Regions from separate parts of the Mus musculus genome. Here regions 1, 2, 3, 4 and 6 are each linked to region 5. The links are chromatin loops, found by intact Hi-C in ENCODE. Cell type or tissue: heart. All regions are shown on one strand.

What was found. Hi-C counts contacts between places; a loop is a spot of excess contacts. Peaks named below come from ENCODE experiments on the same cell type or tissue, not always from the same donor. Only the 100,000 strongest peaks of a DNase experiment are listed, where the experiment ranks them.
Region 1: a loop joins it to region 5, with 7 times the contacts of the local background. A loop is called at or near these places in 36 of 42 quality-filtered maps.
Region 2: it touches region 5 in a loop (5-fold over the local background); 32 of 42 quality-filtered maps call a loop at or near these places.
Region 3: it touches region 5 in a loop (4-fold over the local background); 9 of 42 quality-filtered maps call a loop at or near these places.
Region 4: it touches region 5 in a loop (2.7-fold over the local background); 35 of 42 quality-filtered maps call a loop at or near these places.
Region 6: a loop joins it to region 5, with 4 times the contacts of the local background. A loop is called at or near these places in 8 of 42 quality-filtered maps.

Annotation. Positions count from the first base shown.
Region 1 is chr14:54,150,637-54,155,636 of GRCm38, forward strand. It overlaps Tcra, Tcrd and the pseudogene Traj61. Among named protein-coding and RNA genes, the nearest start is that of Gm30275, 27 kb to the left of the region's middle. In heart, a CTCF peak has its summit at 2,409 (motif pointing left); a DNase peak (open chromatin) is centred at 2,425; H3K27ac peaks cover 643 bases.
Region 2 is chr14:54,226,211-54,231,210 of GRCm38, forward strand. No RefSeq gene overlaps it. Among named protein-coding and RNA genes, the nearest start is that of Dad1, 25 kb to the right of the region's middle. In heart, a CTCF peak has its summit at 1,889 (motif pointing right); DNase peaks (open chromatin) are centred at 961, 1,381 and 2,011; H3K4me3 peaks cover 2,100 bases; H3K27ac peaks cover 2,922 bases.
Region 3 is chr14:54,492,190-54,497,189 of GRCm38, forward strand. Gm41153 (a long non-coding RNA gene) reads right to left here and starts at 724. Exons shown (of 3, transcript XR_874629.1): 1 at 658-724; 2 at 386-545; 3 at 124-147. In heart, a CTCF peak has its summit at 2,235 (motif pointing left); no DNase peak of the experiment used is centred here.
Region 4 is chr14:54,164,635-54,169,634 of GRCm38, forward strand. It overlaps Tcra, Traj52, the pseudogene Traj51, Traj50 and Traj49. Among named protein-coding and RNA genes, the nearest start is that of Gm30275, 41 kb to the left of the region's middle. In heart, no CTCF peak of the experiment used is centred here; no DNase peak of the experiment used is centred here; H3K27ac peaks cover 4,933 bases.
Region 5 is chr14:54,061,613-54,066,612 of GRCm38, forward strand. It overlaps Tcra and Tcrd. Among named protein-coding and RNA genes, the nearest start is that of Gm30275, 62 kb to the right of the region's middle. In heart, a CTCF peak has its summit at 3,107 (motif pointing right); no DNase peak of the experiment used is centred here; H3K4me3 peaks cover 315 bases.
Region 6 is chr14:54,409,910-54,414,909 of GRCm38, forward strand. It overlaps Slc7a7 (solute carrier family 7 (cationic amino acid transporter, y+ system), member 7), which reads right to left and starts at 294. Exons shown (of 10, transcript NM_001379499.1): 1 at 169-294. In heart, a CTCF peak has its summit at 3,037; DNase peaks (open chromatin) are centred at 242, 462, 3,112 and 4,012; H3K4me3 peaks cover 1,329 bases; H3K27ac peaks cover 2,001 bases.

The DNA of each region.
Region 1 (5,000 bases), 89 kb after region 5:
AGCAACCTCAGCTCCGCTCAGTGTCCCCAGCCACTCCAATTAGTTACTTACTCGTTGCCACCCTTGATTACATCTGTGTTGAAATTTTCCCTCAGCTTGATACCAGATTTGTTAAAAAAAAATTACTTTTTTCCATCTCAACACATATGCACACACACACATGCACACAAACTAATGACAACATTCAATTTTTCACTGATCCTGATGTATCCCAACCCCCAGTTCATTGTCTTTCAGTAAATAGATGTGCAGTAAAAGAACACTGCTTCACTGAAGAGTTCTCCAGTGGGACTCGGCAGAGGGTGTTTCATCAGTAAGACCCTTGCCTAGCATACATGAGGCTCTGGGCTCCATCTCCAGGGGGAAAATGAGACAGAAAGAAAGAGAGGGGGGAGTAACAAAAATACAAGAGAACAGCCAATGGTTACCTCAAATGTCTGGAACATGCTATATTTGGAACATCACTGTACATTTTTTTAAAAAGAAGTATTCATTGTTTATCTGGAACTCAACTTTCACTTGACTTCCTGAATTGTATCTCCATGCAACCACGGGCATGCAGAGTTCTCAAGAAAAATATCACCTGGACCAGCAACCCATTGTGAGCATCCATAAGGATGATGCCCTGGATGTTGGAGAGGAAGATTCAGAGGAAAAAGGATGCTCACCTTCTCAGGGGCTACCACTTGGAAGAATCCTTGCACACACCCAGCCCCTGCTGACAGAAGTCATTTTCAGAGCATCCAGGTCCCCAGCCCAGCCCTAGACTAAACCATCTTCTTGATGAATAGCTGACTACTCCTCCTATTGCCCAACTTCAGGGACATCTGACCACACCCAAGAACACAGACATGGGCTCCACAGGCCCTCACACAAGACACGTACAGTCAGGTGCTGGACACTGTGCCGGTGGTGTAAGTGACATCTCTCAGCTCCAATGTCCTTCTAACTTTTCTTGAAAGGCATTCTTCAGAAAGGGCACTTCTGAGAAGGTCACACAGTAAGTCAGCGAGGCTTCTGAAGACACCCTGCCAGGACTATACCACCTCCAGCGCCTACTTATCAAACACAGATTAATATAGCCCTAAGGGCATTGTTCTCAAAACTATTCAGAGAGAATGCTAGTTAAATAGGAAAAAATGGCTGCTAAATTTAGCTAAAGACTTGTTCTATCAATCAATGGTTTAAAAAAAATCTAAAGACAATATCTTTTCACATTTTCAAATGCGTGTGAGTATGTGTTTGTGTGTATGTGAGTATGTGTGTGTGTTTGAACATACTAGCATGTGTTGTCCACAAACCACAACATACATGTGAGGTCAGAAGACAACTTGAAGGATTCTATTGTCTCCTTCTACCTTGTGGATCTGGGGATAAAACTCTGGCCATCAGGCTGAGTAGCAGGGGCCTTTAGATGCCGAGTTATCTCACTAGCCCAAAACATCTTCTCTTTATGCTGTCAGTGCTGCAAACACATTGTCATAGAGCACTGCGCTCCCCAGAGATTTGAGCCAGCTATCTTCTCCCCAAAAACCCAAATAGCCTGAGGAACATGCAAAACTGGTCTTTATGCCCACTGTTCTTAGGCCTCCCAAAGGTTGTAACTTTTATTTGACTGAGTGAGCCCAAAGTTCTGTCCAGATTTTGTAGCCCACTGTTGACTTAATGCTCTCAAGAGCTCTAACCATCTCCCTAGGGCATTGCTGTGTGCAGCAAGCAGCTCTCAGGTCACTGGAAGTTTTCAGGCATCATCAGCAACCTAAAAACCAGGCCTGACTTTCCTTAGCTTTAAACCACCAATCAAGAGGGGTAAACAAACCTCCTTTATCCTTCTGTCTGAGTCTTGATAACCGCTGTTACTAAAATAGTTAGGAAGGATGCAAGAACCATAAGACAGAGAGAAGGGCTGCAAAATACTATTGTCTGATTGTGACCCAGCCATTGTAATCAGGAAGTCAGCAGCTGCAGTTGCCTGCACTGAGCCTGCCAATCATGGATAAGGACAGATCTCCTGGGGCCCTACCTCTGCTGAACTATTGGATAATGGTGGATTTGGGGTACGGTTATCTTCATATGTGTACCCAGCACTCATCATAACCAGACTTCATTGGATAGCTCCATACCCATAGTCACACAGATGGCCCTGCCCTGGCTTTACTCAGTGGAACACAAAACTAAACACAAAGTCATAACCATGGGAAAGGGACCGATAAGGCAGAAGGGGGATGGCTGGAGGAAGGGAAAGATAGAGAAGGCAAAGTGAAGGAAATCAGAACGCATTGTAGATATGTATGAAATGGCCAAAGAACAAATGTGGTTAATAAAACAGGGGAGAGATGTTTGTTCTTCCTTCCAGTGTCCTTTGAGCTGGGTGGCTTTGTTTTTTGACCTCACAGCGCCCCCTGCTGCTCTAACTAGCCCATCTCCATAAACAGGTCATACTGGAGTTCAAAAAAAAAAATAGGTCAAAGAAGGAAAACACTCTCTTTTCACAGCTGATCTCAAAGCTGTTCTCTGTCTCCATTCCCCATCATCCCCGAGACTGATACCTGCTTCTGTATTGGTCCTATGAGCTCACTATTCACCAGTCAGTAAAAGAGGACGGGCTTCAAGGATAAGAGATAGTACTCTAAGAGACCCAGAGAAGTGGATATTTTCCCTACAAAATGATGAATACAGGACACTAGCTATCTTGTGGAATACTCAGATATGTGTCTAAGATGGAAATCTCAGAAGCATTTGGAATGTGTGTGTGTGGGCCAAGTGTCCAGAAAAGAGCTTTGACATCCCTGTCTTCCTGTGGCACCTTCCATTCCAAGATTCCTGGGGACAACCTGGCTTAATGGATACGAAGAAGTACACCAACGAAAGACAAGGACCAGCACATCTGCAGGCAGAGATAATGCAAAGGCTCCTGCTTTGAAGAAAGACCTTGCGGATTTGGGCAAGAATAAGGATGAAGAACTCTACCATGATGTTTCCCTAGTGCTACTCTCTATAAAGCTTTTAAAAAACATTCTGAGGGCTATGGGACATTCTACTATGTCACGGATGCCATCTCTGGAGCAGCCTGTGGGAAGAACAGCCCTGGCTCAACCAAGTCGGTGATACCTTTTTTTGATGGGACTGTGACTGACTCCTGCAGGTCAGAATTCTCAGCCATCTGTGGGGTCTATTTCACAGTTATCCTTCTGATAATCAAGCCCCAACAGGTTGCATCTCACTTATGAAGAGCTGACAATTGGTAGTGGCTCCCTGGAGCACACTGGTAAGAAGCATTCTTGGGTCCTGTCTACACTCGGAGAGAAAGAGAGCTCTTCTATTCACACGATGAAAGTGAGAGGAGGAAGCAGGACCACACTATTATGTATTTACCTTCTGTGCATGAGGTGTCCTTCCCTCTAAGTCCTGCAGAGAGACTAATCAGAGCCAACTCTCTGTTGGATTATCCTTTTGGTAAAGGGCAAATTTTTCCATCTCTGTCTTTTCCTTGGCTTCCCTGGGTATCCCACGGGCCATTTCCCTTGCTATCAATTGCTATTGCCTGCAGCATTGGAAATAAATGAAGGCTTTTTATCTCTCATTTGCCATGTCCTTCTTCACTGTGCCATATTCACTATTTAAGAGGGAGAATCATTCCCTGGGCCAGCCAATAGCTTCTGTGGGGAGAGAGTGCCCAGGAAAAGTCCTGTTCTCTTGTGGCACGTGAAGGGAGAAGCAGACGGCAGTACTAGGACCCAAAAGCCCTGAATTCTAATCCTAGCTATGATTCAAACCTACTTACATGACCTTGAGTAAATTTGTCTTTACCTTCCCAGTGAGCAATTTGCACTTGGCAATCCAGGGCTCTCACTCCAGAGTCCCACTATATAGAACAGTGATCCTGTCCCAAGACTTTAAGAGTTTATAGCACCGAGTGCATGCTGCTTGAATTCTCCCATTGCCCAGCAAGAAGAGAAAGGAAGGCATGTTTCTCTATTGGAGGGTAACAGAATGTCTTGGTTTAATGTGTGCAACTCATCGGAGCCTGGAGGTCCACGTCCAGATGCCAACTTGAAATCCAGTTATTATTGCATCTGGAGAGAGAGGAGTGCTGAAAACAGCCTTTGGCAAAGCCATCAATTTGGAAGGAAAAAAAACTGCCTGGTGTGATAAGATTTTTGAAATCTTATTTATCATCTTTATCCTAAAATGAACTCTTCTTCCCCCCTACTTCTCCTCCAAAAGAGGAAAGGAAGGCAGTCCCTTCTCAGGGAAGATGGGCCTCTCTGAGGAACACGGAGTATCTCTTTGGAGTGAAGAAAGAGCAAAGTCATTGCCTTTGAACCAAGCTGACGGCAGGTTTTTGTAAAGGTGCTCACTTCTGTGGGTACAGAATTAATAGGAAATTGGCATTTTTTTTTTTGGAGCCATGACTGGAAGACTCATGAAACTCAGCAAGTAACATCTGACAGAATTACTTTTTTTCTACCTGAAAATTGCTGGAGGGAGATGGAAGTGTTCCTTCAGGAATAGTAACAAAATATGGATATTTAATACAATTCAACTTAACAAATACTTATTAACAACCTACAATTTTCCCACGAATCATCCAGGCCGATTTCTAAAAAGACATTGTCAATGTCCCAAGAGACGCAAAGGCTTTTGTCAATGGACCAGGGATGTGAACGAACAGTAGTGGACTTTGTCGTGAGCCTAGGACATAGTTAACAGTGGCCCTGAGTGATGTGGCTTCAGAAAGAAAAAATGTGCATCACATGGGTAACCTTCAACACCAGGTAATTAACAGTGTTCTTTCTGACTGGCTCTAGTGTGTGTTCACTCACTTTGTAGGAAGAGTTATCTCCCCAGTTGCATGTTTTCCTAAGCTAAATCCATAGAGAGAAAGTGTCTGAAGAATGGTATTTCTGAGTGAGCTCCTGGTACCCAAGGAAGTACTCTGTGTCTTTGTGTAGTAGAAAGGGAAGCCTGGCCTGCCTCATTTACTTTATGGCCCCCAG
Region 2 (5,000 bases), 160 kb after region 5:
CCCGAAGAGAAGGCACCCATAGCCCAGCAAACTCCTTGCCAGGGCCAGCTGTAAAATGGGTATCTCTAGAGTCTAGATAAATGCCCTTACTCCCTAAGGGGTTTTCTGCAGGCCAGCTCTGAAGGCAGAAAAAAAAACGGACCCTTCACGTTCCAAGGCTAGAACTGTGGAAAGTGTTCTGCAACGTTGTCCGGTGCAGCTGGAGTCACAGTTCAGTCCAGAAACAGGCAGGCTGGACAGGTGTGTGCTCTGACCACTCAGGCCACCCCCTGAGGCTTCAAGGGTTTAGTTTTGTCTCATTTTTGTTTGGGGTATACCATAAAATCCAACTCCCAAAGCTCATGTCTAATATCAAATCTAATAGTGTTTTATTACCAGGTGACATGTTGGCAAGGGACTATAGATGACCCTTCGGATAGGAGGAATACCTTGCTCACCAGTAGCTCCTCCATACCTAGTGCAGTACCTTGCACCCAACAGATACCAACAGATGACATCATGACGGTCAACACAGTCACTGGGAGGGACCTGAGCTGGAGAGGGAACGTAGTGGCGTTAACAGAGGCCAGGTGAGCCACTGTCTCGGTTTTGCAAGGAATAGAGTAGCTTGGCAAAAACTATTAGAATAATCAGAGCTTGAGTGGTGCGCCCTTGAAGAGTTCAGACTCACATTAGCTTCATGACTGTTGACTGAATCCTGCAGGACAGTTACCAGGAAACACTGGCTTCTAAAAGTCTAAAGACTCTGGTCCTACATGAGAACCAGCATCCAGGGCCAAAGGTCACTTAATGTCCATTTCAGTTTCCCCAGTGACCCACACAAACCCACTGAAACCTAGTTCCTCGAGCAACATGTGGGAAGAAGGGCTTCCGGTTTACAAAGCAGGAAGTCTATATCCAGCCCACCCCGCCCTGGACAAGATTGAAGTCTGGGTCCCCGAGGGATATTTCCCAGAGGTGAGTGTGAGAGACCTGTCAAATACTGTAACTCTTGCATGTACTGGCTACGGGTGGGGGTGGGGTGGGGTGGGGGGCAGTCTGAAGGATCGCCAGCCCTGCTTTGGGTAAAAGCCACATGGGTAACACAGCTGTCTCCTTTCATACAGACACACAAGGCATAGGATTTCCTCCAAGAATCACACAGACAGCTGCACCCTGAAATGGGTAAGCTGGTCAGATAGTGAATCAATAGCCAGAAGTAGAACAGGAAATGGAAAAAGTTTCCCACTTCCCTCCAGGTGTTTGGGTCTGAACAGCCTCCCACTTCCATGACGTCACGGCTGCTGACATGGGCAAACAGGTCCCCCTTTGAAGCTCTCCCGCAGAAGCCACATCCTCTGGAAAGAGGAGTTAAAAATACAGAGTTAGAGATAAGATCTCTCCGGGCCACGTGCCCAGAAGAGGTAGGCTGGGCCGTTACACCGCAGCCCAACCACAGGTGCAGAAAAGAAGGCCACGGAGAGCACATTGGGTGGGGCTTGCAGGTCTTGGTGGTAACACCCATTCACAGCAGCCGGCTGGGGAGGCACTGCGGCTCCACTCCCAAGAAGTCCCCCTCCCCTGACCTCTATTGCCCTCAAATTAGACAAGTCTATATACTTAGTTCAAGGGAGAAAGTCTATGTCCAGTCCAGCTTGTGCTGGACAGGTTGTGAAAGAGGCAGCTGCCTACACACACAGCTAAGGCTCGTTCCCCAACAGATACCTTCCACAAGAAGCCCCATTCGCTCTCATTTCCACTCCAGGAGGAAATTTAAGTGTCAAGAGATAACCCTAGTGGACATCTGTCTCTCAGGGTCCTAGGAAGTCGCAGAACCTGAAACCTGAAAAACTTTCGTCTTGGGAGTCCCACTCTGTTGTAGTGTCTTAAGGTAGCCACACGGGGGCAGCAGTACTCCACCAAAAGGCTTTCTCCCTCGGCGTGTTTATTCGGGATAAAGAAAATCCCTGCATCCTACGGAAAAACTCTTTCCAAAGGAAAATAAAATGACAAGTGGCTTCTGTTTCACAGGGTCCTGCCCTGTGCCAGTCACTGGACTCCAGACTTGTGTGATCCTCTCTGCCTGCAAAGAGTCTAGGGTCAGGCCTTCAGGCAGCAGGGGGCACTGCCTACCCAGGTTTAGGAGACCTAGCTACAAGAGAAACCCAGAAAGAAACTACCCTGTTGGAAGCCAGGAGATGGAATATGGGGCCCGGCAGGCCCAGGATCCATGACTTCACTCTGTAGCCTGTAAACCCGCAGCCTCAGTTCTCCTCTTTGTACCAACATTCTCTCAGGTAGTTTAGAAACGAAGGCTTTCTTCCAGCGGGATACCTGTTAAAGGGCAGACACTGTGTCAGGTTTCAGGGACTCTGACTCCATACAACTAAAGTTTAAGAAATGGCCAAAGGGGTCGCCCATAACAGGTACTCACATGCTAGGTGTCTCTAGGGAGAAAGGACTGATGGGAAAGGAGAACAAGGGTTTGGAATTCGGGGCGGTTGATCTGAACCTGGATGATGGGCACATCGGGGTAGATGCCTGTCAAAATGCATCCAGCTGGAAAGCCTGGGTTTGCTGCACCTCAGTGTGTGTAAATTAAACTCAAGATTGCCTAAAGTCAAGGCACAGACAGTCCGGGCACTGTGTGAGCATGGGAGACAGACGTAATGGCTGTAATTTTATGGCCTCTGTTAATATCTTCCTGGCAGTCCTCAGGCAGGCAGGGGTCAGGCAAAGCAGGGTCTGTAAGCTTCAGTGTCCTTCGTGGCACATTTAACTTTCCCCTGTCTCTCTCCATTTTCCATTATTCACACGGAGACCGGAATGCATGCCCACCTTCTCTCCCTGTTGTCTGAGGAGATAATGGTATGCTAATGCTTCGCGAACCGAAATCCCCAGGCAGACACAAAGCAGTGGGATGGCAGCACGAGCGAAAGGATGGACCATAATCCTGCGCGCTTGCTCGGATGCACCCATGCTGCGATAAAAGCAGCCTGCTGCGTGAGGATGCCGGCGCTCACATAGGCTTGGGGCCCGCCAGGTCCCCCGCTCAGCAGCGGTCCCCCACCTCGCCCGTGACTGTGGCCCCAGTAGCTTCTATCACGCACATCTGTTACTCCTTCCATGACTTCCAGCTTTTGCAAGGTCACAGTTTTTTCAGGACCACAGGACCCCACGGTATCCCATGGCCCCCCTGATGCTTCTCACTGTATCACCTGTGAGGAGACACATTTTTTTCCCTCCTCTCTGGCACCCCAGGGGCTTCCCTGATTGTAGGATTCCTTGAGCCAGTAGTAGCAGGATACAATCGCTCCAGGCACCTCCCCTCAAGGCAGGTTTTCTGAGAAGCATTCCTCCTCCAGCCAGTGTGTCCTACAATATCCTAGGGTGTGTTTGTCCTGGAAATGTGAGCATACCACCCTTCCAGAGTCCACAGGGCTGGGCAGTGGTGGCGCACGCCTTTAATCCCAGTACTTGGGAGGCAGAGGCAGTCTGATTTCTGAGTTCAAGGCCAGCCTAGTCTACAGAGTGAGTTCCAGGACAGCCAGGGCTACACAGAAAAACCCTGTCTCCAAAATAAATAAATAAACAGAAATAAACAAAAACAAAAAGAGAGGCCACAGGATTCCAGTTTTGAAGCCCTCCTGAAATCCACTTTGAAACCATCCAGTTCCTTCCATTCTCTGAAACATCCACATTAAATTTATCAACCAAGGAAAAATAAAGAAAACACCAGATGGAAGAAGCACAGACAGACGTAAGATGGGACTGGCAGAACTTGAGAGTGAAGTGGATCAAATAACATGGTTTAGGTTGTGGGAGCAACTGGTCTGTTTCATGGTCAGTCTGGGCAGGAAATACCCAAGGTAAACCTAAAAGACTGTGGTCAACAAAACTGCAAGACGCGATTTTTTTTTTTTTTTTTTTTTTTTGGTTTTTCGAGACAGGGTTTCTCTGTGTAGCCCTGGCTGTCCTGGAACTCACTCTGTAGACCAGACTGGCCTTGAACTCAGAAATCCACCTGCCTCTGCCTCCCAAGTGCTGGGATTAAAGGCATGCGCCACCATGCCTGGCGCAAGACATGATTTTTATCGACTCTAGGGCATCCTTCCTTCTCCTTGCTGACCCTGGCTGAGTTATTCCAATGATATCACATGAGCGGGCAACATCCTCGTCTAGAATCCCGAGTCACGATAGTGTGTGCTTGCTCAACATCAAAGCAAACATTACCTCCTTCGATCCTACAAACCTGAACCAAGGCAGCGCATTTCTCTGCCCCTTTGACAACTTAGGAAACATACGAACTGGCTTATATAAGACCACGGTGGGCCGGGCAGTGGTGGCGCATGCCTTTAATCCCAGCACTTAGGAGACAGAGGCAGGTGGATTTCTGAGTTCGAGGCCAGCCTGGTCTCCTGAGTGAGTTCCAGGACAGCCAGGGCTACACAGAGAAACCCTGTCTCGAAAAACAAAAAAACAAAAACAAAAAACAAACAAACAAACAAAAAAACACGGTGGACTAGTCCGAATGCCTTGGTTTCCCACCAAACAGAGCGAACACGAAGTCCTAGTGCTAGGTGCAGCCATCAGCTAGGCAGGGCCCCCAACCAGACCAGTTTCTGACATTCTGCTTCAGTGACTCAGCTGTGATTGTGTGCACTTACTTGGTTCCTCTTTAGGACTGAATTAGAATGGCAAACCCGAGCCCTGTCCACTCCAGGGAGCATGGGTGGACAGGGCTCCCCTGCTGAGGGAATACATAGCATAATAGATGCATAAACTGTAGGCTCAGTCTCATGGCGGGGATGGTGTGGCGCGGTGCCCTGTGACGGTCAGAGAACTTCAATAGTCAGTTCTCTACCTCTGCGTGGAAGCTGGGGGGGGGGGTCAATCTCAGATCACCGGGGCTGCGCAGAAGGGGTTTTTACTCTCTGAGCCACCTTGCCAGCCCCGTGGGTCAGAAGTTCAGTGATAAGGCAAAATCAGAAGACAAGATGACTCTGTATACAAAGGCACCT
Region 3 (5,000 bases), 430 kb after region 5:
AGCACTTGTAAGCTACAAAACATGGTGCTAGGTATCAAACTCCCCAGCTCAGGAACACAGCAAACCAAAGGAAGGTCTTGTCTTAGAAGAGACATAAGCATACAGTAGGAGACGTCTTTGATTAGGTTTTGCGGTCACCTTTCACTCCTAGAAAGAGAGAACATTAGCTGAAAAATTGAGTGGACCAGACTGGCCTCTAGTTACATGTCTGTGGAGCATTGTCTCAATTGCTAATTTATGTAGGAGCCCAGCCCACTGTAGGCGGGGTCATCCCTAGGCAAGTGGGCCTGGGCTGTCTAAGAAAGGAGGAAGCCCAGCCCACTGTAGGCGGGGTCATCCCTAGGCAAGTGGGCCTGGGCTGTCTAAGAAAGGAGGCTGAACAAACCTGGGGAAGCAATCCGGGAAGGAAGCGGTCCCTCCGTGGTTTCTGTTTCAAGTGCCCACCTTGGATCCCCTCAATGGTGGAGGACATCACTGATGAAATCAAGCCGTTCCTCCCCAACTTGTTTTTGCCTAGTGTTTAGTCAAAACGACAGGAAGCCAACCTACAACAGAGCCCAAGTCAAGCGAGAAGCCTATTTAGAACCGAGGGTTAGTTGGATAATGCTAGCTGTTCCAGGAAAGGATCTGGGTCAGAGTCTCACTGAATCCTCCTACCTGTACTCAGGTGGGAGAACTGGAGGGAGGTTTCTTCTATCTTAGCCCGGACAGGGACTCTTCATTGCCAGCTTCTCTCTACTCTAACCGCCCCCTACGGAGGGATGAGTAACAGCGCTGAGTCACACACAGTGGCACCAGCTGTTATGTACTAGACATTGCCACCTTATATGGGGTAAAAGTACCGCAAAAGTTGTCTTAGATGTTTCCTTACACCCGTGTTGTCTTTCTCTCCAGTGAAGTAAGAACAGAGTAAGAGGCCGGGCAGTGGTGGCGCACGCCTTTAATCCCAGACTTGGGGGCCAGAGGCAGGCAGATCTCTGAGTTTAAGGCCAGCCTGGTTTATGGAGTGAGTTCTAGGATAGCCAGGGCTTCTCAGACAAACCCCTGTGTTGAAAACAAACAAACCAAAAAAAAAAAAAAAAAAAAAAAAAAAACAAACAAACAAGAAGAATAGAGTAAAAAAAGACTGATGTAGAAGACCCAGTGTTCAGAAAGGGGATGGTTGGGGAAAGTCGGGGGTGGGACTATTGAGGAAATCAAACAGAAATAGGGGCCCATCTGAAAAGGGAAGGGAAACTGTCTGTGAGTATAACAGTTAAGAAGAGTCTAAGCCAACTGTGAGGTCCGGTTCGCAGCCTCAGAATGACTAACAAAAAATAGTCCCCGCACCACTCAAGATACATTAGCAGCCAAATCGATAACTATAGGGGACTGGGCCATAGCCAGCAGCTCCTACCTAAAAATAGAATATCATTCTTTTGTTCCCTTCCCATAGGCCCAAAGAATAAAGTAAGATAGGCTTGAGGGATGGAAGGGCTGGGGCAGGGAGAGCTCTGGACACGAGTTAGGACCTAGCCAAGTCCTAGTCCAGTGGCTGCCTGTGTCGCCAGCCAACCTCTAGTACTTTAGTGTAGAAAGTAAATCTGGAGGCTAACATCCCACAAAACCATCACCCCACCTAGAAGGCTGAGAGCTGACAAATTAAAACCTAAGGGCAATTATCCATATTTTTAGCATGATAAAGTCTTAGCATTCTGTTGCCATAGTGATCAGTAAAGAATGGAGGATCTCCACAGAACCCTGCCCCTGAATTCAGGTCCTCTCCTTTAGGTTGGCTCCTAGGCCTGGAGCCACACTCTGGCATAGCATAACCCCTGCTGTGCCAAGCAAGCAGAGGACGGTGCCCCTCAACAGACCTACTCTTGGAATACTTGACTCTCTGGAATTCACTGGTCTTAAATCTGTTATCCCAGGTAAAACTATATAAAGCAAGGGGTAAGAGCTGGTTAGTAAACAGTTGTAGGGGGCTGGAAAGATAACTAAGAGATTAAAGGTACTGCTCACCCAGAGGGACACACACACACACACACACACCTTTTTTAAAAGAGAAAAGGTTGTAGACATCAAGTATGAAGAGCCCTGTGGTACAATGCCCATGCCATTTTTGGATACTGAACTGGGATTCCCATAATCCCATAGGTCAGAGGCAGAGCCTAAAGGCAGACTGGGTGTAAACTCAGAGGCCTCTCTGGACCACAGAACGCCAGATGGCAGTGCTGTCACAGCGCCATCTGGTGGAAAGAGGAGGTTTGTCCTTAGGCACTGAGGAAGTCAAAGTGGCCAGAAGGTTCAGAGATAGCTAAGATAATGGAGGGAGTCAGGTGATTGAGAATGTAACCCAGATACCTATGGGAACCCTCACGTTGGTGTGAGACACTTGCCCACTTTACTCCTGAAGGCTAAGCACAACAAAGAGGATGAAATGCATATTACCAAATTTCAGACCCCTATACCATCAAGGTTTGGGCTCAGAAGTCAACAGCAGATAGCTGCCCCAACTAAGGCCACACACTGGTAGACAACAACCATCTCAACAGGAACTTGCCTTTTGTAGAAGTTTATGTCTGTGTCTTAGTCAGAGTTTCTATTCCTGCACAGACATCATGACCAAGAAGCAAGTTGGGGAGGAAAGGGTTTATTCAGCTTACACTTCCACATTGCTGTTCATCACCAAAGGAAGTCAGGACTGGAACTCAAGCAGGTCAGGAAGCAGGAGCTGATGCAGAGGCCATGGAGGGATGTTACTTACTGGCTTATTTCCCCTGGCTTGCTCAGCCTGCTCTCTTATAGAACCTAGGACTACCAGCCCAGAGATGGCACCACCCACAAGGGGCCTTTCCCCCTTGATCACTAATTGAGAAAATTCCCTACAGCTGGATCTCATGGAGGCATTTCCTCAACTGAAGGTTCTTTCTCTGTGATAATTCCATCTGTGTCAAGTTGACACAAAACTAGCCAGTACAGTATGTATGTATGTATGCATGCATGTATGTATACATATGTATATATATGCATATAATGTGTGTATGTATGTATGCAGATAACCAGTATAAAATCCATTGAGAAGAGCTCACAGAAAGGAGCAGTTTTAACTGTGAGGATCACACAGGGGACGCACACAGCAAGTAATGGAGAGCAGTCCTACTCTGTCCTCTGACTCAAGGTCAAACAGAGAGCTGGTGGAGAAGCACAAGTACTCATAGGAAGGGTGATGGCATCCCACCTTCCACCAAGCTCTGGAAAGTTCCCTAAGGCATCCCAAATGCCTGACAGAAGAGACAGTTCCCACACCTCCTAGCAAGAAGCTGAGCCTACATCATGTTTCTCAATACGTCTATGGTGTTTGTCCGGCAGAGAAAGCTTGGATGCACCCGCATGTTCCAGTGTCCTTTGTATTTGGATGCCCTACAGGTTCTTCTTGGGAACTTATAGGATAAAGGTTAATTTCTTACACTATTGCTCATGGTTTTACCAATGGGGGAAGAATGGAGAACTCACTAGAGTGTTGGAGAAGGGCAATGACGACTTTGAAGATGCACAGATACACGTAGAGGGACAAACGTGTCCAGTGTCGGTATGGATCTCATGCTCCTTTCATGGACACTTCGTTTAGCAGAGTCCGTTCCCAGAGGGTCACAGCAGAAGCTCTTCTTGGTGACTAAAAATGGTCCCATGGGACTGGGAGAGATGGCTCAGCAACTAAAACCACAGACTTCTCCAAAGAACCTGGGTTCAATTTTCAGCACCACATGGCAGCTTACAACCATGTGTAACTCCAGTCCCCAGAGATCCAAGGCCCCTCTATGGCCTCTGTGGGTACTGCACACACATAGCATACAGACATGTATACAGGCAAATGCCTATATGCATAAAATTAAAATAAACCTAGACACTAAATACATAAAAGTGGCCCCAGTTCTTCAGAGTTCCATCCTTGCCTCGAGAATAGCACAAGAATGGAAGAAAAGGCAGAAAACACTAAGAAAAGGCCCTGGTGAAACCCTATGGGACCTTAGAAGGTAGCATACTGTGCTCATTTTACCTGTGTACCAACACTAGTCTGTCCCCATTGTCTCCCTATCATGCTTTTCAAATGTGTCTATCTGAGTGTGTGCCAGCTGTGTGTGGTACCCACAGAGATCAGAAAAGGGCATTGAATTCTTAGAGCCAGAGTTACAGGCAGTTGTGAGCCACCTAACATGGGTACTGGGAACTGAACTCGGGTCTTCTGGAAGAGACTCAAGCTCTCTTAACCACTGAACCATCTCTTGAGCCCCGAAATACACCAATTCTATAAAGCTAGAGCAGAGAGGGTATGGTAGTGGCCACCTTTAACCCCAGCATTTAGGAGGCAGAGGCAGGCAGAGATCTGTGAATTCAAGACCAGACTAGTCTATATAGTATGCAGGCCAGCCAAAGCTACTTAGAGAGATCTTGTCTCAGAATGGAGGAAGGGCTGGAGAGACGACTCAGAGGATAAGAGCACCCACTTCCCTGTTCTGGTTGTGTCTCCAGGGGCCTCAATTGTCTCCCCATCCTCTTGGGGTTCTCACGGGCCCTCTTACCCTGGTGCTAGTGGTGCTGGTCATCTCTAGGGACTGCCCTTCATAAGCTCTGGACTTGCCCGATCATCTGAAGAAGAGTGCCAAGGATGTTTCGCAAGGTGCAAGGTACCTACGCCACGTATCGCTGAGCAGAGCACAGAGGGAGCCATCTGTACGCTTGGCTATCCAGCCAGCTCGTGAGGATCTGGATCTCTCAACTAAGTGACTCACAGAAGCAAGAAAACAGCCCCAGCGGACAGAGATCGGCACAGGAGCTCCGGATGCTAGCCATCACTGCCGGTATCTATCCCACTGACCGTCCTTCCCAGGAGAGGGGAAGCTGGCATTAGGTCTGCGGTAAAGTGACTTTCTATTGTTACCAGGTTACTGATGATAGCAGATTACCACCACTACACTGTGTGTCCAGTTCCCATTCCCCTCCCATTCTAAAAGCAC
Region 4 (5,000 bases), 100 kb after region 5:
ATTCTATTAACAGATAGTTCAGTGTATGAATAGAGCTCAGAGCGGAGCTTTCCTGTGGGCTGTTGCTTTCTGTCACTTCAAGACAGACAGAAAGCTACTCTGTGTGGTAGCTCAGCTCCGTGTACCCACCATTTCCCTCTCCTTTGCTGAGGCGAGAAGGGAGCTAAGGAGAGAGCGTCTCTCAAGGCTGGAGTCTAAACCTCATGTAATTCTAGTCAGCCTCCAAATGGCGGAACACTCTCCTCCTGTCTCCTCGTAATCAATTCATTGTCATCAGAAATGTGTGACACCTTGAGGGGAGGGAAGGACATGCCTTGAAAACCGAATAGAGAAATTGTCCTGAAAATGATGTTGTAAAATGGAAATGAGACCTTTAGAAGAGAGACACTGAACACGAGAAACCAGTAAGGCTCATTATGAAACCAGAGGACACAGAGGTGGGGGCGGGCCCTGGGTGCAGTCCGTCAGTGTGTCTGAGCCAAATGTAGAAATGGTCTCCTGACCTTCAGAGAATTGTACTCAGCTTCATAGGCCCAGGCCTTTCTCGATGAGTTTACTGTCCCTAAAATGAAAAGATAAAGGTGTCTGCGAGGCTCAGGGTTCCGCCTAGTGTCATTGTAAAGGTATCTGTGGTCCTCGGGGGTTCCACCTGGTGTTTTTGTAAAGGCCCGTGTTACAGTGCTAACACTGGAGCTAACACTGGAAAGCTCACGTTTGGACACGGCACCATCCTTAGGGTCCATCCAAGTAAGTGAGAAAGGAAATGGCAGCATGGTGGGGAATTCTGAGCTGGAACCCTGGCACCAGGTTTAAAAGGATTGCATGTTGTTTCAGAGCCACGCTTTGCTTACGTAAACTAAATGTTGTTCAAGGTCCTCTGTCATCTGCAGTCTCCTTAGCTCTCTTCCCTTTGTCAGAATAAAGCTGATCTTGAAAAAGCTAGAATCTTTACTGCGCTCAGAGCCTTCTCTGAAGTGAAGTTCTAACTTTTAGGGGGAGGAGAAACCCTTGCCAAATGACTCCTGGTGATCCCATCTTATATTTTCACAGCATCCCTATCAGAAAGGTCTCCCTTATAGAAATCCTAGACTATCCTTGACACAGTAAAGGCCATCGCCACTCGTGCCCTCCACATGGAGAGAGATAATTAGAACAAGGCATGAATAGACATATCATACATACTCAGTTCAGAAAGGTTTTTTTTTTTTTTAATGAAGCAGAGAAGGAAAAACAGAAATCTGGGTGGGACTATCAGGTCTCATTTCAAATCCCTCCATGTTCCCTGCATGCATCCAACTTCATCTATAAATGCAAAACTAGAAAAAGAGAGAAAGGGTGGACAGAAAGAAGTGGTCACTGTGCCTGTTCCCCATCACTGAAACCACAGGTGAGGGATTGCAATTAATTCCAGAGTATCCAATCCATGACTTAAAACCTTTCTTCTCATGGTAACTTGTATCCTTGTCGATAATTAGAACAGACAGGAAGACTTGGCTCTGGTGTGCTTGCAGCTGGATCCTGCTGGGAAGAGAGGGAAATGTGACTATTTTTTAAGATGCATAAAATTCCTTCTGTCGTCTGTTGTAAAACCTCCCACTGCAGAGAGATATGAGACAGTGTGGCAAAGCCCATATATGGAAAGAGACACAAGCTGGAAGGGCCCCACTCAATGTCCCTGGCATATCTTCATTTACTTTCCCACTGCAGGGCTTTTAGATCTTCCTTGTAGGAATCCTAAGAGAACCAAATAGATATGAATTAAAGGCAGCCTGGAGCTTATGGGTGTTTCGAAATAATAAATTCAATAAGTGGCAAGCAGGAGAGGAAACAGTTAAAAAGCAGAAACAGGCTTTTTGGTGAAACTTGAGAGGACTGAATTAGGAGGTGGGTATCAGAGAACTACAGTTGCTATCCTAGGGTCTCCACCAAGGACAGTGTCTTCTCACGAAGAGACGTGTGGCCAGCCCTGTGTTGAACCAGCTTCTCTTCTGCGAGCAGAGAGCATAGTACAGAGTCTTAGGTATGTGGAGGACATATCCAACATCATGCTTTTTATCTGACCTTAGCAGCATAGAATCACACCAGGTGGGTGTGGAGAGAGGCTGTTACCAACTGCTCTGAGGTTCAATGTGGGGCTGTTATAAATGTCTCAAATGTGAAAGGTATCCTCTGGCAAAGTCTGGTTCTATTGAGCAGAGTCCAGGTTGTACCAATATTACTCATGTTGCTGTTGTTTTTGTTGTTGTTGTTGATGATGATGATGATGATATTGTTGTTAAGTTTCCCCAAACCCAGGAGTACGAGTGCCAACACTGAGAAGTTGACATTTTAGCTCAGGATCCAATTGGCTGAAATATGCCAGAGGGGTCTGAAAGGCCAAGGGTGTCTCCAGAGCATGGCCTTTGTTGTTAGCTCTCTGGCAGTTGTCATTTCAGCAAAATGCATCCACTTAGAAAGGTCAGCTCTTCATTAGCCAGACAAATGAGAACAACATATTGACCAGAGGGAAGGTGCAGGGAGTCCAGATCTCGGCTCTGGCGAGCCTGGCATTTCTAGCCCTTCAATCACAGGGTGCTGGTGAAGCTATGCTGTCTGCGAGAAGGTAGATCGATGAAGCCTGAGGACCTGGTGTCACCAGGCTAGCTTGGAGATGGAAATGAGATACGGATGGAGGATAAGGGTGGGGGGATCATAAAGATGGGAGGAGACCAGGGAGCTCCATGGCACCTTTTAAAACCTGCAGTGTGTCAGAGGTTCTAATGACACCAAGGAGAACTGCAGGCACCCAGCAGGTGTCCTGTTATTCCCAACGGAGTCTGTTCAAAATGTTTCCCCTGCTCAGATCTCATAGGCTGAACAGGACCTGAGATGCCGTTTGAAATTGTATCACAGAAACCTGGGATCTTTGCTTTGTAAGTCACCTGCCAGTTTTTTGTAAAGGGTTGATTTGCTGTGTAGCATCCTCCTCCTTCAGCAAGCTGGTGTTTGGGCAGGGGACATCCTTATCAGTCGTTCCAAGTAAGTTCGCAGGCTGCCTGTGGGGCAGTGGTTCTCAACCTTGCTACTACTAGGGTCCTTTAATGCAGTTCTTCATGTCGTGGTGACCCCCAAACCACAACATTGTTTTCGTTGCTACTTCATAACTGTAATGCTGCTACTGTTGTGGATCACAATGTAAATCTGATGTGCAGGCTGTCTGATATGTGACCCCTGTGAAAGGGTCCTTAGATCCCCAAAGGGGTCGGGACCCACAGGTTGAGAGCCACTGCTGTGGAGTACGGTGCGATTCATAACCATGAGCATGGAGCCCAGTGGCAGGGTTGGCGAGAACATAAAGCTGAGGAAACTGAGGTCTATTAACTTTCACTGGAAAAAGAGGTCAACGAATAGCAAACACGGGTTTGGTCCTTAAATAGTGCCGTGGAGGGTATGGGCCTTGAGAGTGGAAATGAAAAGGCCTTATCTGAGGTCTACTACCACCTTCTCACCATAAATGGGAGCTGAGCAAGATGGAGAGAATGACAGACATGGAAGGGCTGAGGTGTCTGAGAAATGAGGCAGGGTGAGGGACAGCAGCGTGGTCCTAGCTTCAGTCTGGATTAGCCTAGGGAGAATGAGTTGTTCTAGAAGTTTAATAAAGAAATAAAATCCTCCCCAGAGTCAAGAGACTTCATAAGGAATCCTAGGTTTAAAATGTGTTTCAGAGTCATATATGCTCAACATATGGAGAGAGAAGAAGCCTTAAGAATAAAAGGAGAATTTAAATACCCAAGCATAAAACAAATGGCCTACACTTAAATTAGACAGCAAGCCACAGCAAAGGCTTGTGAGCTGTCCTTCTAATCCCCTCCCAAAAGGAAGCCACCTTCCGACAGCACGGGGTCACAGGTGCTTTAAGACCTGGAACTTTCTCCCTCTAATACTCTTGTCAAGTGTCCTTACAGGGAAAGTGACAACCAGGCTGTCACTCCCCACTTGCCCACATGGGGGGCCCAGGTGTAGATTCTAGCTCTGTCTTCTGCTGGTTTTTGTTGAGGTTATTGTCACAGTGGAACACGGGTTACCAGAACTTCTATTTTGGGAAAGGAACAAGTTTGACTGTCATTCCAAGTAAGTAAAAAAAAAAAAAAAAAAAAATCTGTCACCATTCTGTAGAATTCTGAACCTGCAGAAGGAGCTATCAACAGTTCACTGCTTGGTTCTCTTGATCCTGGGTAGAATGTTCTAGAACATTGCACGGGCCTCTTGCCTTCCCCTAAGGATGATCCTGATGCCAGGACAGGTCCTCATTCCTGTGGGGAGGGGGACAATGGATATTTGCAGTAATCGTCTTCTGTCTTGCTCACTCACCAAGACTGTGGTGACCAGAGACATCACCACAGTCCACAACTCAGGAGCAGAGGGTAAAGGGGTGACTCAACTGAGGGGAGAGGGACATAGGCCATGTGAGGACAAGGAGAAACTTCACACAAAAAAAAAACTGTCATCTGGGGAGGTGTTGAAGTGTGAGCATGGCAGAAGTCACACCCCCCCCATGCCCCCGGCTTGTATCTCAGCTTAGGCATGGACACTGACAGAAAGGAGGGTTCCTGTCCTCTCTGAAGACGAATTTAGCAGAGAGTCACTTGCCAAGCTCCCCTAATGAGCCTGTTGTCTCAGTGGATGCATTGGGCAGTGTTAGGAGAGTCTTTGCTGTTGCCGAAGGGAGTAGACTCACAAGACGTGCAAGGTGGGGGAAGAACATACAGAGGCTGGACTGAGGCCTCCCCATGCTTACATAGCAGCTGTGCAGCTTAGTCTTCATGTGGGTTCTGAACTGGAGGCAGAGGGGGGTGGGGCAGAGGGGCTATCCCAAAAGCTGTTGCCTGTTTTGGGATATGTTCTGGGCTACTTTGTCTGCCTCCGTGGGAAAGGACGCACCTAGCCTCACGCAGACTTGATGTGCCAGGGCAGGAGGATACCCGGGGTGGGGGGCAACTCATTCAGAGGAGAAGGGGAGA
Region 5 (5,000 bases):
AAAGAGCTTTTTATATTCAGCATAGGGGTGTGGGGGGTAAATCAGGTCTCCCAGGAGGGCTCTACTCTCGCCCATAATAGGGGATTGGTTTAGCTCAGCTGCTCCTACAAAGGGTTGAATACAGCAAGCAGCAGTGCAGGCAGCTCCCTGCAGCTCTATGTGAAAATGACTCACAGCGGTTATGAATATCAAGCCTCCTTTGATGTGTTCCCAGACGTGAGGAACAGCCTGGAAGAGGAGGTTGGCTCTGGATGCCTGCTCTGTGGGGTGGTGCACAGAGGCCTGAGCACATCTGGCACTATCCAGAAGCTCCAGGAGAAATTCAGGCTGGGTAATTACCTAGGACTTCCTAGGATACCACAGCTCTGATTCATCATTATGCTCTCTCTGTCTCTGTCTGTCTCTTTGTCTCTCTGTCTCTGTCTCTCTCACACACACACACATGCACAGAGAGACAGAGACAGAGACAGAGACAGAGACAGAGAGAGAATTAGATTCCCCTAGAAACTGCAACCTGTTTCTATACCTTCACCTTTCCCAAGGGGATAACAATTCACATCCATGAATAAAAGTTGTTTTACTGAACACAAAATGAATGTGCCTCCTCACCCAGCATCTGTACCAATTGCTGTAAAGCCATAGACCCTGCCCCAGTCAGCCAAGCGGAAGGAGTTTCCTCTGTAATGGCCATTTCTACACTCTTAGCCTTTCAAGAGGCTGCATGGTACCTTGTTCTTCTAATAGGTTCTCAATGGTGATTGACTACAGTGACTCCAAGTCTTTTCCCCCATTGGCAGCTCATGAGACTGGGTCAATCACACTTAGATATAATAGAAGACAGAGCTGTGGCCACAGCATCCCGGCTTGTAGCAAATGGGTGGGTGAGCCACTACCACTTCATGTCTGTTTCTGGGGAGAATGAATGCATGCAAGGGTTTCTCCCATCTTAGGCCAGGTTCAATAGCATATTCTCTAAGTCTCTGGAAACTTTGGCAGTCTTTATACTTTTAGAAGCAAATAATACTACTGTGTTCTAGTAGATGGTCCCACCCATGCAATGTTGGCAGCACTAAGTAGATTCAGTGGGTAATTTTGAGAGGGACAAAGAGAGGGAGGGAAAGAGAGGGAGGGAGAGAGAGAAAAAGAGAATGAAATTTGAAGGAAACGTGGCAGAGAGAGATGTCAGAGGAACTGAAGAATAGCTGATATGTAAATTTGATCTAACACATTATGTGCATTATGAATATCAGGTAAAATGCATTAAAAAAAAAAGCAATTGTCAAGGGGCATTTAGGGAGGTAATTGATTTAATCCTGTGCTTGCTTATTTTCCTTTTCTGAAATGATGTTTACATTGCAGCTAAGTGGGGCTTTGAGTGAAAATTTCTCGGGAATCCGCAGAGATCTCTGTGCCCTAGGCATGGAAACAAAGCCAGCAGCTCGTTTTCAGGGAGTACTAGCCATGTGTCAGGCACAATGCTTAGAGCCTCCCAGACATCTTCCTCCCTAACGTTCTTGCTCCCTGGGTCAGTGTGTGGGAGCTGGAGGAGGTACTGTGTCTCCACGAGGCAGATAGCAAACCAAAGCCTCAGAAAGGCTAAAACTCTCCTGAGAGTCAACAGCTAAAGTCTCAAAGAAGAACTTGGATTCCAGATTGTTAGATTGCACAGCGTTAGCTCTAACCACTGTGCCATGAGCTATATTCTCATTATCAAGGGCTTATTAAATGTGAGGCACTGGAGTTTTAATAAGGCTTAGCAGAAAAGATTTCACAAAGCTCCTTAACTACACGCTAGAACACAGACAGCTCTCTATGTATACCATTGTGACTGTGCTTGGAGTCTTGTAGACTTGGTATAACTCACGGCGTCTTCTCCCAAGACAAGCACAATGCCCTTGCTTTATCCATCCCCAGTGTTCTTCTATCTCAACTGTCCTGCTCTGAATTCACTCTCTCTGTTGCTCCTTTGCCAAGGTCTTCTACAAAGGAACCTCCAGGACTTGAACTTGATAGCGGCCACATGACTTTAATGAATGCACTGTGTCATAGTTACCCGGCTACTGAACCAGCCACTCTTCTGTTTCATTTTTAAATTTAGCAGGTTCCTCTTGCCTGTTCCTCTGTCTTTTCAGGGGTACAGTGCAAAAGAGAGCTGAAGGGGTAGAGACCGAGAAGATTTCAAACTTGGAGGTCCAGAGAACCAAATAATAAGTCAACTGAAGAAACAAGGCAGCAGGAAATATGGTAGTATGAGTGTAACTGCACTGCTTTCATGACCTCAGAAGACCAGCGAGGATGTATCTAGCAGATACTGTGTGTGTTCAGGTGAAGCAGAAGTCAAGAAGCAAGCATTGCACTGGTTGCAGATCTTGCCAGGAGCAGAGCAGCTGCCGAGACAACTTCAGCCTTGACGCATACATCCAAGATCTCAGAGGAAGAATAGCTTACACGGTGAGCATCCCCTGGTGACATTGACCCAATTGTAGCCTCTTCCTCCAAGCCTCCAAGGGGAAGGATGGCTTCTTCCTGTTAACAGAATCTTCCCTTCGAAGTCGGGTTAATGACTCTTAAACCCTGAGGGAACCCAAGCTTACTTTGTGATGGACTAGACTCCTTTGCAAACCTAACAATATCCCTTATCTACAAGAGTCTGCATCCTACTTTATTTTTAGCAGATCTGTGCTGGCCGCAGCCAGAGAGTGTCAGAGTAACAATTGTCAGTCAAAATCTCCCTAGGATCCTGAGAGACTGGGAGACCAGATGATCACCTCTAAGTAGACACACACCCCAGCCCCTGCCCCATCAGCACAACATTGAATCCTGAGGCAGCCTGGCCATTTTGCCAACCAGTTATTATTTCTTCTGGCAAAATCTAGATTAGGAAAATAAATTGGCTTTGTTTCTGATTCTTCTTAAGCATAGATCCTAAAGAACCCGGCCATAAATGAACAGTAATCTTCAATTTCATCTCTTACAGGCGGCTTCCAATCCATCTTCCCAACCTGCAGCTGAGGCAGCTGCTCCTGAGTCCCTTCAGTAATCTGCACACATCCACCGACTCATTCCTGCAATTTGTCATTCCCTGTAGCTCTGCTTTTGAACACTAGGGGGCAATGCTGGATCAGCCAAAATGCCAGATGCTCCATTTCGGTTTTTTATCCCTACCTTGCCTTATCTTTTCGGGATACAAGTCTCTTGTTGGAAGGCAAAAACAGGACCCACCCTCAGAGCACCCGACAACGTGGTCAGGCTTCTTGCAATGCCTTTCTCATATCTGGGATCATAGAGATAAAATGCAGTTCACTGGCAAACAGATCCAGCCCTGTAGGTGACCTTCCCCACTGAGAAACAGACAGGGAGAGGGCTCATCTAATCATGGGAGTGACCAAGAACAATCTGTATCTTAGCTGCCATGCTTGTCTCCACCCATGCAGATGTAAGCCCTTGGGGGTGACGTAGTTAAATTCCAGGGGGCAGTGCAATATTTATCAGCAAATACTTGTTGGATGGGTGGGTGGACACAAATGTAGAATTTACTAGTTCCGGATTTGTTACCCTTTTCCAGCTGTCTGGATGCCTAATGCTCAGCTGCTGAGCATGCAATTTTGGAGATGACAGAGAATGCTCAAGACGGTGAAGCTAAACCAGTGGCTGCTGGTTTGCAAATGTCATTTCAAGAGGGCAGTCAAGGTTCAGCTCTCTTCTTTTCAGGAGCTCTTTCATAACACTGACCCAAAGTGCATGGACCCTTCCTAGACTGGGAGTTAACAGAAACAGACACCGATCCATTAATAGCCAGTTGTACAAAACCCTGCAGCCCCTTTGTAGAAAGCACAGCACCCATCACTTTCCTAAGTAATTAGTGGGAATTCCGTGGCTCTCAGTGGATCCCCGAGATGCTCAGTGTGCTCTTCTGTGCTTAGATCTATGCTTAGAGGGAATCAGGAGACACCTCTCCAGGCTGCATGTCCTTCTGCTTTCATTACAATGGATGCCTTGGCCTCTGGGATCTACACAAAGCACTGCTGAATGACCAAGGAGAGAAAGCCACGCCTGCTTTGAAACCCAGCACCATTTGTAACTGGGAATTGTTATATAAGAAGTCCCCGCCCTTACTCAGCTCCCTTCAACTGTTCTGAGAAGACAGCAGACACTGTTGGGTTTCTGTGGTTGGAGTAGACTTTGAATGAGATTTAGAGCACTCTTCCTTTCCCAATATGAGACTCCCCCAGTCATCTAGCTGCCTTCCCATGGTAGCAGCCAGTTTAGTGCCTCCAAATAAAAATATATAGGCACTGTTACAAAAATTCCCCACACGCCCAGAAAGTGTCATTTCTTCCCAATATAAGACAAACTCTTGCTGTCATGAAAAAATTAACAGGAGGAAGAAAATGTTTCTTCTGGAGAAATCTTCCAGAAGAAGAAATCCTTCTCTCTCTACTGTCTCAGGTGGGGCCTTACCTTCAGAGCTCTGACACCGCAAACATGGGGTTCATCTTTGTTATTAGATCTGATATGCCAGGGAGTACAAACATCCCAACCAAATTCACAAATGAGCAAACATGTTCCTCATGCTAACTAAAAGTTACCTTCTTAGGTTGCCTTAATGAAGCACTGTCTTGGTATACCTACCTCAGTGCTAAGATCACGTCTCAAAACAACCAGGGAGCCCTTTCTAAGCATCAATAAACTCATTCTCAACAACAGAGTGCTTTAAATCTCAGTCAAGGTCTTGAATCCAACCACAGACACCTAACAGTGACTTCTGTCTTCACGGAACAGTTCTGTTAAAGGGAGCCAGAACAGGATGGGGACTTATTTTATAATGTACGCCACTTATACACATTTCTGATTTAACCCTACCCTTACAGTCTAGGGCCTCAGAGTACAGGCCTGTAACCACAATCTTGAAAAACTTGAAAAGTTGTTCTTTGATGTCTTCCCTGGAAACAAGCAAACTGAACAAAAATTCTAAAATACTCTTTTTCTATCACTGTCCA
Region 6 (5,000 bases), 350 kb after region 5:
GACAGCAGATGCCCTGAAATACAGAGCTAGAGACAGCTGCACAAAATAGGAAAGCAATCAGACAAATGGCGAAACACTACAGCCAGAGGCTCTGTAGCTCGAGGAAGTGACTGGACAGACAGAGAACAGCAGAGGGTTTAGCAAGGGGACAGGGTGGGGCACACTCACTCCCTGGCTCTGGATATAAGGAGGTTCCCACAGCAATGGCCAGCCGCAGTCTCTGAGACAAAGAGGCACACACACCCTCCAAGAACAGAGATCTGACAGCTCCTCCTTCCTCCAGCAGTAAGAGGGAAACCCAGACAAACGCCTACCGGATTTAAGTCAGGTCAAGAAGGGAGGAGGAGGTGAGGGAGCTAGGAAAGGAAGGGGTGAGGAAAAGGGAGAGGAGCGTTAAGCAACCCTCTGGGTCCAAGGTTCACAGGCCTTTCATATCTGCGAAAGGGGCAGCTAGGAGCTCCTGGCTCAGCACTTTCTGTGATAAGAAGGTGCTCGATCAGGAATCTCCTTTGTCAGCTCTGCCCCGGGACAGGAGGCCCAGAGGAAGGGACAGCTAACTAACTGGGTGTGCTCTCTGAAACCCCAGAGAGTCTAATAAGTTACCAAGTACAGAGCACTGGTGGCACAGACCTCTCCCCATGTGTCCTCCCTCCATGGCCCACCCAAACTTCACTTCTCTCTCTCACCCGAAACAAGAAAGGCAGGAAGGTTAGAGAATGGGACGCATTGTTCACAGGCTGAGATTGGCGGAAGTATGGGAGTGGTTCAGACGCCCCATGTGGCGCTCTAAGTGAGATCGCTGTACACTTCCCCATGCAGAGAAAGGGGTGGCTGCCTCTAAACCGGGGCATCACCCCCAAAGTCTGACCCTCGAGCGATTTCAAAAGAAATATGGTTCAGAAATGAGATCAAACTTCTAGATCCAACTCCATTCCACCATTATGCTCTTTCATTCTTAGGGAAACACACTACAACCTCTGGAGCGCCCAAAACTTCCTATGTAGGTCTCAGTACAAGCTTTCCTCCATTTCTTAAAAATATATGGAGGCCCAGACGTGAATGGCTCATACCTGTAATCCCACATCCAGAAGGTTGAGACAGGAGGGTCCTATTTGGTTAAGGCCAGACTAGAGACCCCATGTCAAAGGTGGGGGAGGGGGAGAGGGGCTGCCAAGATGAAGCCCATGATGGAAGGAGAAAATTTCCTACTGTTCTACGAGCGTGCGCGCACTACAATAAAAAAATTAGCTGAGCACCGTGGTACACACCTTTAAACCCAGCACTCTGGGGGCAAAGGCAGGGAGCTCTCTGAGTTCAAAGATCAAGGACAGCCTGGTCTACAGAGTGAGTTCTAGGGCAGCAAGGGCTATGAGGAGAAACTCTGCCTCAAAAGAAAAAAAAAACAAGCTAACATAATAATAATAATGTGTGTGTGTATGTGTGTGTGTGTGTGTGTGTGTGTGTGTGTGTGTGTATGGAAAGTTGGAGTATAGCTCAATGGTAGAGCGCTTACCTACCCCCAAGGCACAAAAATAGTGTGGAAATAAGGTTTCACTGAACTATGTTAGACAGGCCCAGAATAAACAGAAAAAGTTCTACAATTTGAAATCACAGTTTATTCTACCTTTATAATCGACTTTAACTCTGGTATACTGAGCCTTTTTTGGCAGCTTACCTGTTCTGAAACCCAACTGTGTATCCCTTCTTCTTCTACCTCTTCTTCACTCTTTGGTTATTCTACAGAAATAGTCAGAGACAGTTCATCTCTATGCTCACTCACCCTCCCAGCCCAGCCCCTTGATGTTCTTAGCTAAACCGAGATGGGATGCTGGGCTTAGGCCTCCCAAAAACTGTGCTTTGAGGATGGAGAGATGGCTCAGCAGTTGAGAGCACTTTCTGTTCTTGAGAAGACCCGAGCACCACACCCAGCACCCACATGGCAGCTCACAACTCCAGTTTCAGGAGATTTGATGCCCTCTTCTGGACTCCATAGCTACTAATACATACACGGTACATAAACACATGCAGGCAAAACACCCATACACATAAAAATGAATTTTTAAAAAAATTTTAAAGATTGCATTTCTCACAAGGCAGCCCTACATACATCTGAGATCCGTCTTGAAGACACTGCCCTTTCCTCCCAGCCTCCCCTGAAACACGTCCATGATGGTAGTGCTAACACTGCCTGAGTCCTTGTCCAGGCCAGACACCCCACTGTGCATTTCAATGCATTAGCTCGATGGAAAGTATGCAGCCAGGAAGCAGGTACCACACACTCTGCAGGGTGCCAAGTGGAGAGGAGGCAGGCAGTGAAGATCACACAGCTGTGCTGTCTCCTCAGCTTCCAGCTCTCTGGCCCGTCATTGTCTCTGGTCACCAGACCATCCCTTTAGACAGGAAGCCACCCCAGGTGGCTCCCTAATGAGTTACCTACCTAGGGCGGACTAAGATTAGATTGGAAAGCAATCTGCAGTCTTTAGGGGGACAGCCTGGGTGGAATCACTGTCACTGCCTTCCGGCTGCACCTCCCATTGTCATTTGGGGTGAAAAAGAGAAGTGACGCCCGGGCATGGTGGAGCACACCTTTAACCCCAGCACTTGGGAGGCAGAGGCTGGTGGATTTTTGAGTTCGAGACCAGCCTGGTCTACAAAGTGAGCTCCAGGGCTACACAGAGAAATCCTGTCTCGAAAAACCAAAAAAAAAAAAAACAAAAAAAAGAGAGAGAGAGAGAGAGAGAGAGAGAGAAGTGACAATGTCTACCCAGAGTACTGTGACTTCTATTGAAGACACAGAAACACACATCAAGACACCTGCCCTTTTAGGATCAAAATGCCCTTGCCGTCAGTGGAGTACAGACTCAAATGTGAATCCCTGGAAAGAATAAGGGAGAAAAGGATGTGAGGGTCCAGGAGGTTGAGCTCATGATTGATAACAAACAAACAAACAAATATACAACAAAAACCAGTGAAGTCCTTAAGGAATTGAAGGATGGATGGAACCCACACCCCAGCAAACAGCATGCCCTAGTGGTCTCTCCAGGAAGTACAACAAATGGAATCCTCTTTCCAGCTGCCAGTAAGGCCTCTGCAACCAGGCAAGACAGGCTGCCTGCCATTCATGGAAGTGCCCCCTCTTTCCTCAACCACTGCCTAGCACCAAAGGCAAGAAGACACCCCTTTTGGCTCTCACTGTAACGCTTCCACCACTCTAGAGGAACTCAGCCAGGGCAGATTTTACAGATGCTGACACACTGCTTGTCGTTTTCCCTTTCTTTTGCTGTGCTCATCGCTAAGGACATCATGGCTATTCCAGAAAAGAATACACTCATCCTAGAGCCTAAAGAAGTTCCCAGTCCAGGCCTTCCAGGGAGCAGGCAGCAGAACACCAGGCACGGAGGGCCTGGCAGAGCAGCTAGCCAGTGCTGAACTACCATGCTTCATGCTTCAACAGCACCACCAGAAATGCCCTTCCTCCGGGAACCTACACACAGCTCGGAGTCTAGACTCCTCTGCCAAGCTCAGTGAGCTACTGCGAGAACACCCTCTCTCCCCTGAGAGACCCCAAGCCTTGCCTTCCGCTCTTTAACTGGTCTGCATTGCCTCCCTTAACAACAGAAACAAAACAGATACATGCTAGTGTAGTTGGATTCCTCACCAGGCCTCCATAGCTCCATAGCCCCTCCCTCTCCAGTTCTCCATTTGTTTTTCTATATTCCACTATAGCTCAAACCGTTCCTTAAAAAAAAAAAAAAGTGAATTAAAAAAAGAAAACTGTTTACTGCTCTGACCAGAGCTTCCATTAACTACAGCTGAAGTCTCCGGACAGAGAGCTCTACCTAGACAGTGCCAGGGATAGGGGCCAAGAAATAAGGTTCTTCTTCCTCTCTCTCTTTGGCCAATTTTCAGGTACTCCATCCTCCCCCTGCGCTCCCTACACTTCCACTGCCCTTGCTTCCCCTCCTCTTACCTGTCCGGGAGACCTCTGGGCAAGTGCAGGGAGGAGGGGGCTAGCAGCACACTGGGGTGAGGGGTGGTAGTTAGAGAATGGGGGTGTGACTTCAGCAGCTGTTGACACGGAGGAGCAGAAAAGGCAGAGGGTGCCTGGGACCGAAATGGAAAACAGGAAAACACATGTGTGACTCTGGCCGGCGGTGGGGAGGGGCCAGAGGACGAGCCGGAGCTGAGACTGCCTGGTCAGACAGGGAGGTCCTCAGAGCCTGCTGCCACCCGGGCATCTCCTCTGCCGGGCTCCTCCTCCCCACCTCAGCCCAGAGCCTTCCTTGTGGCCCTAGCTTGCTGAGTAGTTAAGTGCAAAGGAAAGCGCCCTCCCGAGCCTCTCCTCCACTCTGTGTCCTAAAACTCTCCAACCTGCCTTCTGGGCTTATTTATGCCTTTGATCTCAAGATCCCGCCAGTGAAACTCAGCAGTCCTAGCTCAACAGCTTGTGCCATTTCAGCATCTAAAACAAACCAAGGAGGCCAACGAACACCAACAAAGGCCACCTGTGGGTACAGACAAGTTTGGACTCAGATATCAGCGAGCGCGAGGTCCCAGCTCAGATCTCTAATTGGCTGAGGAGTTGTCAACAACGGGTCTGAGTTACTAGGTAAAAACCAACTAGGCCTGTGCCACCCTGGGCACATTCCTAAAGTTGGCAGCTTTTCAAACCACTGTTATTTAAATATCTGTTAAATGTTTACTTTGCAGAAACAGAGAAAATGTGACCCTGGACTGAAAACGAGGAGAGGTCTGGGGAGATATTTCTGCAGGAAAAACAGCTTGCCTTCAAAACCTGACAAGCTCATCTAAGCCCCGAAACCCACAGAGGACAGAGAAAAAAAGCCACTCCCAAAAGTTGTCCTCTGGCCACACGTGGTATGCAGGGTTTACCCCTCTATTCCCTGCAGTCAGGTCTCTGTGAGCTCCTGTGAGTTTGAACCCAGACTGGCCTACATCGTGAGTTCTAGGACAGACAGGGATACATAGAGAAACTTTGT